Regions from separate parts of the Homo sapiens genome. Here region 2 is linked to region 1. The links are chromatin loops, found by intact Hi-C in ENCODE. Cell type or tissue: gastrocnemius medialis. All regions are shown on one strand.

Region 1 (5,000 bases):
GACTGTGTCATACTCACTTTCATGTCCCTGGTGCATAGTATAGTGGCTGGCACAATGGTTGCTCAATAAATGTAGGAAGATGTTTAAGATCTTGTCATTTCTAATTCTCTCCCAAGTGAGGAAGGAAGTGACCAGGATATCCCTAACATTTGGATCCTGCAATCTTGAGTTCAACAATCCCAGGGGCTCCTATAATTGGATTCTCATGGATAATGATGACACTATGGGTAGTCCCCCCTGGTCCTCCCTTTGTACATTAAACAGATACAGAATAATTTCATGTTATTCAGAAGCCTGAGGGAGATCTATCATCAATCTTGTTCACAAAGGAATAGTGAGAATTCCCTCCCATGAAATGTTTAATGGAAGCAAAAAGAATACTGTAGCAAGATTTCCTTATCAGTGAATAGCCCCATCCAAGTAGAGGCATGTTAGCCCTTGATAGATATGGCAACATGAGACCCTGTTCCATAACCTCCACTGCCGCTCCTTATACCTAATATTTGTTTCATTTGGGACACATTTACTGAACGGATATTTTGTGTAAGATTCTGAGTTTAGTGTTTTGAGAAATTCAAGGAAGTGTTGGCATGATGAAAATACATCAAAATTGCATAGTACTTTAAAGTTTACAAAGCAATGTCACACACAGCACATTCCAAACTATATACTCCAAAGGATTCTTGTTCAGCTCATTCATTTGCCGATAAATTTACAAAGGTATCCAATCCTTCTTCCCTCTCCTTGCCATGGTTACAGCAAACGCTAACACTTTGGTTTCCACATCTAAAGCCAGCCCAACAAGAAAATGAGTTATTACTTGCCCAGGAATAATTTAAGAAGTTCTAGAAAGATCCCACAGCCAAAAGACACCTACCTTCCTCGCCCACATTTGAAATTTCAACATTTGAGAGTCTTCTCTTCCTGATATCCTGCTGGGAGGAGTAAGAGAAAATTCTCACGACTTAATGGATTTGTCAGCTGCTTCGTCATCCCAAGAAGCAAGGGAGAAGGGGAGCAGGATCAGTGATTGTTTGGAAGAGGATGAAGAAAGAAATGCTGGGGAGCCTGGAAAACAAATTCCTCCACCTCCGTATTCCACTTAAGGCCAGTGCTCCTTTTCGGTTTTGGGCAAAGTGATCATGCTCTCTAAATGTCCAAAAACAGGCTTAACTACACTTCTTTCTGAATACGCTCCTTAAATCTGCTTTCACTTGCTTGACATATTTTGTTTGTGTAGTTAAACCTTCTGAATATGAATTGCACATAACTGTCTCCAGATCACCTGACGGGGGGTAAAGTATTTCTCAACAAGGACCCTATTGGCATTTAGGATAGGACAACTCTCCTTCATACTAGAAGTTTTCTCTCCCTCCTCCATCTCAGCAAATGGAAGTAGTGCACCACCCCCCTGTACCCCAGTCACTCTGACAATCAAAAATGCTCCCACACACTTCCAACTGCTCACTGGGAGAGTGGTACTGATTTGGGTTGAGAATCGCTCATTTTACACCCTGAGCAAGCAAGACACAAAAGGCTCACAACCATTTTGGAGAGGCATTTTGCCTGCAGAACTTTGCAGATGGAGTTGTCATCTTATCCTATCACCTTCATTAACAAAGTAAATATTAGAAATTACCCAATCATGTAGAGCCTTTCTACCAGAAACAATACAAAATAAACCGGAAAAGATTCCCCCTCCCATCTTGTGAGAACTTACACATCACATGTATTCCTCTTCAGCTTCCCCTGAATTGAGTTGCTCCCAATAAAATTGCAAATACTTTATTCTGAAACCTTTGAAGAGGATTACTGAAGTGGTGATGTCTTACAGGTTACTCAATCAATACAAGTTGAACTTGACCCCAGACCGGAAAGTTAGGTCTACAAGAGGAACATTTCAGTGTCCCCCAGGGGGCGCCATAACCCCTTCACAAGTCTGTCAGCCCTTTGTTCACAAGTCTGTCAGCCCTTTGTTCTGTGTGTGGTTAGGCTGGTCTGCAGCCCTGTTCCATTATGAGGGTTGCTGTAAAGAATAAATCTCAAATGTGATCACCTGGGGACCAACTAGGTCACCTCTGGTGGCCCCATGGCACTTTGGCTGCACTGAGGTTTCGTAATCCACTCTTTCCCCTCAACAGTTTGATTATCCGTGGCCAAAGGTGATCCCAAGGTGAACCAGACAGTCCTGTTTCCAGGTGACAAGTCTCAAATTAATCCAATTCTCCAAGGTACCAAGCATTCCATTGCACGGGCTCTTGAACACTTCCATCCATTCAGACATACAATGCCTGTATCTCATCAAGAAAGAACCTGAATTCTGTTTCTCTAATCCCCCATGGCTAAGCAATAACTTGAGATAGTCCAAGTCTAAATGCTGAAACAATGCCACCAGGTAGTACAAGATTTCTTTCTCACTTTGCTAAGAACAGATTTTGGAAAGACAATCATTTTTTTCTGCACTCTTCCTATTGGTATCCTTTTTTTTTCTTTTTCTTTATAGTAAATTTCAAAGGCAGACCCAGTAATGCCACTCTTGGGTATATATCTAAAAGAAGTACCCAAACAGCCCTGTTGTGTACACTGTGTATAAAACTGTGTTCCATAGCAGTTTAACTCATTGCAAGTAAAAACTGAGGAAAAATTCATCAATTAGAGATTGGATAAGCAAACTATGGTACATCCATGCAACTGGATACTACCTAGCAATAAAAAAAAATGAACTATTGATGCACACTACAACATGGATGAATCTCAAATATATTATGATAAGTGAAAGAAGCCAGACCAAAAAATAGAGTGCATCTATTTATATGAATTTCAAAAACAGATGAGACTAATCTGTATCTTAAAATTCAGAATAGTAGTTACCTCTGGGAGAGGATGTTATTGGGGAACGAGAATGAGGAAATGTTCTGGGGTGATGAAATTGTTCTGTATCTATTTGCGTGGTAGTTACATGAGTGTATAGATAAAAATTCATCAAACTATACACTTAAGATTTATGCATTTTACTGTAGGTAAATTATTCCTTAATAAAAAGAATTCCAGGGCAAATACAAAATTATAAATATAGCTAAAAGCCCCTGTGAAGCATCTGATGCCCAGTGTTTATACTAATGTTTCTCTCACCCATGTCACACTTTGCAAAGTCATATTTTTATGCTTTCCTCTGAATTATATAATTGAACAGAAGTTGACGGTAACTCTTTCTTCTACAGAGCTGTTTGAGCCACAGGGGCATCCAGGAGAGTAAGCAAAATCTCCCAGCAGTCTCAGTTTAAAAAAATCAGATTAGTTAAGGAAGCACTTCTTCCTCATCCTCAAAACCTTGCCTGGAATCTTTGAGACAGGCCTCCTTTTATGAGGCCTACTAAACTCTACAATGACTGTTGGAGCAATAATTGCCCTATGTCCCCAAGTTTCTTCCTTTTCAAATTCAGTCTTTGCCCATGTGAATAATTTATGATAAGTCTTGTTTAGAAGACAAACACATTGTCTCCACCTGATTGAATGCCCCTTTCAGCCTTTTAAAATGCAATAAAGCAATTCAGTGTTCTAAAATTGTTTTCCCAGGCAAGCATTTAATTACTGCACAATTACCAAGACCATGCATCCAAACTGGCACTTGCTAACTCTATAGCAAGAATAATTTAAAATTTTTTTAAAAAACTATGAAGAGAATCATATTCCAGTTGTATACAACAGCACAGTGGGCTTCTTGAGTGCTTATCACATTTTTATCAAAGTGGAGCCAATTAGAATTTCAAAGGAAGTTATTGCAGCATTGCTTATGAGTTTTTGTTTCTGAACAGGCTAAGAAGAATTTGATGAAAACTTGATTTGTTATTGCATGTCAGAGTTCAAGGCCACTGGCTGAGCTCAGCAGAGGAAAACCCACCAAGAAGCTAAGCTGAGTAAAGAATATCCCAGTAATCTTTCATATTTTATCAAAATGTGAATGTCTTGAGCACATAAGTGGCAACTACAAAAGTTGAAAAACTTTGAATTCATGCCTGTTAAAAGTCATTTAAACATTTAAATTGAAGGATAAAATCAGAAAGCAAAGGCTTCTTAAGGAAGAGTTAGAACCAGAAAATCGAGATCTATCAGTCAATCTTTGGGGCCAACCTGAGCCACACACACCCAGGTTGCAGACCCCACGACTTCCTTCCCAGGTTTGCTAGAGTACTGTCTTAGATGGGGTGCTTCAAGAGCAGACCCTAGACTTGGATTTGCGTGCAAGTGATTTATCAAGGAAGAGCTCCCAGGAGAAACCAGTAAGAATAAGAAAACAGCAAGGCAGGGAAGAGGAGGAAGCCAAACAAGGGTATGATCTCAAGCATTTGGGGCTCACAACTCATCTGGATCCCAAGGAATGCTCTGAAGTGTGAATCCCACCCTGAGGCATGAGAACACCAGTCAGTCATTGGCTAATGGACCTGAGGTGGACGTACAAGGAGATAAACTCCCTATAACTTTAGGTTTTCTCCTAGTGCGTGAAAGTTGGCTCCAAGAGCCAAAGGACAGTTGTCTGAAAAAAAAAAAAAAAAAAACTGAAGGCAGTTGTGTACTGGTAAATGTTTAACAACTGGGTGGGAGCTGGGAGAAAAAGCCTTGATTTGTAGCCATTACCCATTTCCATGATGTAAAATACTCCCACCTTGGCCAATGTCAAACTACTGATTTGATGTCACTGAACATGGGGGTTTGGGAAGAAATGCACAGTAGCACCCCCCATTATATAGTATTTCTACCCTACAGATAAAATAGAAATAATCTCAAGATCATGGATAATAGTAGTATGTAGCAAAATAATTAGGAAGTGAAGAGTTTTTAGTATTTATTACCTTTCGTATAATATAATTTATTTTATTGTAAGTTTATACAGTCAATTCTCATTATTCATGGTACTTTTGTTCTACAAAGTTGCTGCAAACACTAAATCAGCAAATATCAAATCAACATTTCTAGAAGACATACAGAGTTGGGTTCCTGTG
Region 2 (5,000 bases), 240 kb after region 1:
TAGATTGTTTCTTGGCAAGAGGAAAATTTGGAGATTGTATTCAACTTTGACGATGCAGTGATTCCTTACCACTTCTCTGTAAGGAAATATTTGAATATATCATGCTTTGCAAGTTTCAGAACAGCACCAGTTTAGCTCTCTTGTGTATTTTAGTGGGGGTATTTAGCAATTCTTGGCTAACATAGGTAATTTGTTACAGTTGTTAACCTCTTTTGAACCCAAAAGGATGCTTTTAATCCAAATAAAGAGTAAGTAGCCATCAGAGCGTAATGGTTGTAAGTTTGGGCTCTAGGTCAGCCGGACTTCAATTCAATTTTTTTTCTTCTATTTATTCACTGTGTGTGCTTGAGCAAGTTACTTAACCTCTTGGATCCCCATTTCCTTCCTCTAGCCAGTCATTAAATATTGAAGTTCTTCAAGGTTCGATTCTAGGCTGCCTTCTTCTCTGTTACTAATACTCTCCTAATTGATTTTCTCTGTGCCTGCTATCTTAATTGTAACTCACATACAGCTGACATAACACATTTATATCTCCAATCTAGATTGCTTCTCCAAGCTCTGAATTCTTATGCACAGCTGCTTACTCTTTTTCTATGTCTTAAAAGCACTTTAAAGTCAACATGTCTGAGACCAAACTCATGATCTTTCCCTAAGCCTCAAACTGTTCTATTTCATTTTTCTCTCATTAAGCAATTTAGAAACTTGGGAAGCGTTCTTGATGTATATTTCTAGTCCCTACCTCCCCTATCCCACTCTGACCTGGCCAGTCTTATCTGTCACCAAGTACTGTAGATTCAGTAAAGATTTCTCAAAGCCTGCCTGCCACCCCTTGAGAATATGCTACCACCTTTCTTCCTGGTCTATTGAAGGAGTCTCCTAACTGGGTCTTTCCAAATGTATTCTTGCCTTGATCCATTATTTACATGATAGCCAGCATGAACTAATCTTTTACTCTACCCCTCCATAACCTTTCAGCGTCCTCTCTTTGCTTTTACGATAAAGATGAATTCTTAAGATGGCTGAGGAGCCTCTCAGTCTGGTCTCTAGCTACCTCTCCAGCATCAGTTTACATACTTTTCACTCTCTGTGTTCTGGTCACATTGGCTGCCTTTGTTGGTCCTTAAGCAGGACCAAGTCCTTAAGCTCCATCCTGCTAGAAAGCCTTTCCATATTTTATTCCTTCTGCCTGAAACACTCTGCTCTACCCCTGCCTCTTCCTCAGCTTGTTAGCTCCTCTTGCACCTGTGATGTCAAGGAAGCTTTCCCTGCATCCTTCCTAGGTTATGTTCCCTGGTTATACCCTCTCAGAACATTACATACGTCATCTTCATGGCACTTGCCACAATTGCAGTTTTTCATTTGTTTAATTATTTGTTAAGTGGCTGTCTCCCCCACTAGACTAAATGTTCCATGAGTGAAGGAAGGGTCATGCCTTGTATCAAGTCTCAGCATTGAACCAGTAGCACAGTGCCTGGCATATAATTCTGGAAAGAATTAATGAGTGTGTAATAGTTCTGACTCCATAGGAGAGTAGTGAGAATTAAATGATAAAAGGCCAAGCATATAATATCTGGTATTAAATTAAATTATCACACCACTCAAACCCAAATAGATGGGTAATTTTTATACATTAGATTTTCAGGGAACACAATATTTAAGTTGTTGGAATTAGCATGCTTCTCCCTTTACGTCTTTAAAAGTAATTTAAATATCATACTATAAATACCAAACATTCAAAATAGGTTGTCTCCTTTCTTACTCATTCTGAAAGGCCACAGTAAGCCAAGGAAACAGGGATGACCTGTCAGAGACTAGAATAGCTTCATGGGGGAGTGAGAAAAGGTCAGAAATGCTCTGGTGGAGGAAGAGATGGCAGCTGGGACCGCTGCTGCTCCTGCTGGGCTTGCCTGGTTACTGGCCAAAGGGAACAGATAAACAGCACCCTGAGCAGAAGCAGAATACTGGGTGACTGACACGGACTCTGTCCCAGTACCTCCACTGTGACACTGGGCAAATTACTTAACCCCCTAAGCCCTAGTTTGGACAGCTATAAAATAGGCATTGCCTAGTAGGTCTGCCTCCCAAAATTGACACGATGATTTATTACAAATGGTTGTGAAAGTATTTTGCAAACTAAGAAGTGCTGGAGTGTTAAGAAGATGCATTCAAAGAACAGTTGAAAGTTTGGAATTCACCAGGAGAATTTTTCTTGCAGAATGGTTAGGGAATCTTAAGGAAGATTAAATATCAAATAAATCCTAATTATCTCTACCTAATCAGATTTTATTTCCGTCAAAAATATTAATAATCTCTGATTACCTTTAATACTTAAACATCATTCCAGAGCTTACATCCACCCTGATTAAGGATGCTTTTCTCTCCCTAGGTTGGCTCCCCACTAACTGGCTGAAAGGAGCTAAAGCGTGGGGCATGGTGAAAGGGGGTGGTGATTATTGGAGAGCAACACACCCTGTATCAGGGTTTCTCCGCGAGTTGTGGTGCTCTTCACTTGATTTGGGATCTTGCCCATTGACTTGGCACAATTTCTCAAAGTGAGAAACTCTGCCTTGTCCTAGAATCAGTTGAATGAATCATTTTTTAATTTTGTGCTAATAGCCTGATGTGCTAATTCAGATGAATGAAAGCTGATCCTAAACTTAATTCTTGATTGTGGTTGCTTCTCTTCTTCCCACCTGTGGAAGCATAAGAACACTGCTACAAAAGAATGGATAGGGAAGAGGAGTTGAAATTCAAATCTATTTGGCATATCTATTTAAAGGTTCAATGGAAATGATCATGAACCTAATGGTCAAAGTGAGTAGAAGAGATGTATTGGTAGTCTTGTATTAGCCATGTTATAGAATGACCATGAGTTATTTAGAACAGGCTTTATTCATTTTGCGCAAATATTTGCAAAGTCAGGATGCCCAATAACATACCTGAGAATTGTGTTCTTCATATTTAGGTGTATGTGATAATTTGACCATAAAAAGGTGGGGAGGTGGGTTCTAACTTAAGTCACATTAAATATTTGTGCACAGGATTCTTCAGTGTAAGTTTTGTTTGTTTGTTTGTTTGTTTTTGCTTTTCATTTTGTTGTTGTTGTTGTTTTGAAACGGAGTCTGGCTCTTGTTGCCCAGGCTGGAGTGCAATGGTACGATCTCGGCTCACTGCAACCTCCACCTCCCGGGTTCAAGTGATTCTCCTGCCTCAGCCTCCCAAGTAGCTGGGATTACAGGTGCCAGCTACCACATCTGGCTAATTTTATATTTTTAGTAGACATGGGATTTCACCATGTTGGTCAGGCTGGTCTCGAACTCCTGACCTCAGGTGATCCACCCGCCTTGGCCTCCCAAAGTGCTGGGATTATAGGGGTGTGCCACCACTCCCAGCCCAATGTAAGTGTTTTAAATTGTTCCGCTGAGCAGTGAGATTTATATGCAGCTTTTGTATACAGAAAAGACCCTCCATCAGTGAATACTTGTATCAACAGGAAATTGTGGTCAAGAAGGAACCGCCGTATAACAATTTTGACGGGCTCAGTAGAATTCTGTTTTGTTAAAAGCAGGACATCATACCACCTGTGTTATACTTTAAACATTTTGGGATTTTTTCCATCTAATTCATACATATGTAGTTTAAAGGGTTTTTTTCTGTCTTAATGTGTTACATGCTCTTTGGGAACTGGCAAACAACAAAATGAAAAAAATGTATTCCCTTATATTGACACCCCAAGTTATAACAAATGTTTATAACTAGTATTTATAATTGATACATTTTAGGGGAAATAATCTACAGTATATCTGAATCTATATTATAATAATAAACTGTATTATAGCAGGGTCTTATTTTAACAAGGATATAGTTTATACTACTTTGTAATATTTATTTTCTCTTACTTAAATGCAGGTTTTCTTAGTTAAAAAAATCTCAGGCTCTGATGCTAGGCAGCTTTATGCCATGAAGGTATTGAAGAAGGCCACACTGAAAGGTAAGTGTTGCTGCTATTTGTAATGTTCATGTAGTCTAAACAAACTGAAAGGTCTCAATAGAGCTCATGGGACTCCTTGGCATGTTATTTACATTCTGAATAGGTTCCTGTTACCAGCTTTAAATTTAGGCTGACTTTTAGTGAATTTTTCCTGCTAGGCTAGGAATCATATAACTAGTGAGAACCAGAGTTGCCACGTTATAAAAGACGTATTATAAATTCATATTGAGTTTTATACAAGTAAACATTTAGAAGATTAAAACTGGGTTTGATTCATCTTCAAATTTATATATTTATTTTAATGTTTTTAAAAACGTACTGATTTACTGGCTGCAAAATAGCTTTTATTCTAAAGGACTTTATGACTTCTGGTCTCCAAGTAAGTTTTTATTCTGAGCCTATGATTTGAAAACCCTAATGCAGGATTTGGCTCTCATAGGTAAAAAGTAGTTAAGAAGAGGCCGGGCGTGGTGGCTCACACCTGTAATCCCAGCACTTTGGGAGGCCGAGGCAGGCGGATCACCTGAGGTTAGAAGTTCGAGATCAGCCTGACCAACATGGAGAAACCCCATCTCTACTAAAAATACAAAAAATTAGCTGGGCGTGGTGGCACATACCTATAATTCCAGCTACTCAGAGGCTGAGGCAAGAGAATCGCTTGAACCCGGGAGGCGGAGGTTGCTGTGAGCCGAGATCGTGGCATTGCACTCCAGCCTGGGCAACAAGAGTGAAACTCCGTCTCAAAAAAAAAAAAAAAAGTAGTTAAGAAGAAATATAGATTTAAAAATACTTAACTCTTCCTTTAATTTAGTGGTATCACTTATTTTAACCTCATAACCTCTAGATGTTTTGTGTATTGATTACTAAAAGTCCATTTTTTCCTCTTCAATTTACATGTAATTTATAAAGCTTTGAAAATATTCTCTAATATTTGCAATGATCATTTATTATTTCTGTTATTCCCAATTAGTTACCCACCATGGACATCCCAAGAAATTTCACTTCTCTC

The links. A loop is a pair of places that touch in the nucleus more often than their neighbours do. Peaks named below come from ENCODE experiments on the same cell type or tissue, not always from the same donor. Only the 100,000 strongest peaks of a DNase experiment are listed, where the experiment ranks them.
Region 2: it touches region 1 in a loop (5-fold over the local background); 2 of 110 quality-filtered maps call a loop at or near these places.

Annotation. Positions count from the first base shown.
Region 1 is chrX:20,439,716-20,444,715 of GRCh38, reverse strand. No RefSeq gene overlaps it. Among named protein-coding and RNA genes, the nearest start is that of RPS6KA3, 180 kb to the right of the region's middle. In gastrocnemius medialis, CTCF peaks have their summits at 1,707 and 1,910 (motif pointing right); a DNase peak (open chromatin) is centred at 1,935.
Region 2 is chrX:20,203,013-20,208,012 of GRCh38, reverse strand. RPS6KA3 (ribosomal protein S6 kinase A3) reads left to right here. Exons shown (of 22, transcript NM_004586.3): 4 at 3,910-3,991. Among named protein-coding and RNA genes, the nearest start is that of RPS6KA3, 61 kb to the left of the region's middle. In gastrocnemius medialis, no CTCF peak of the experiment used is centred here; a DNase peak (open chromatin) is centred at 1,902; H3K27ac peaks cover 2,901 bases.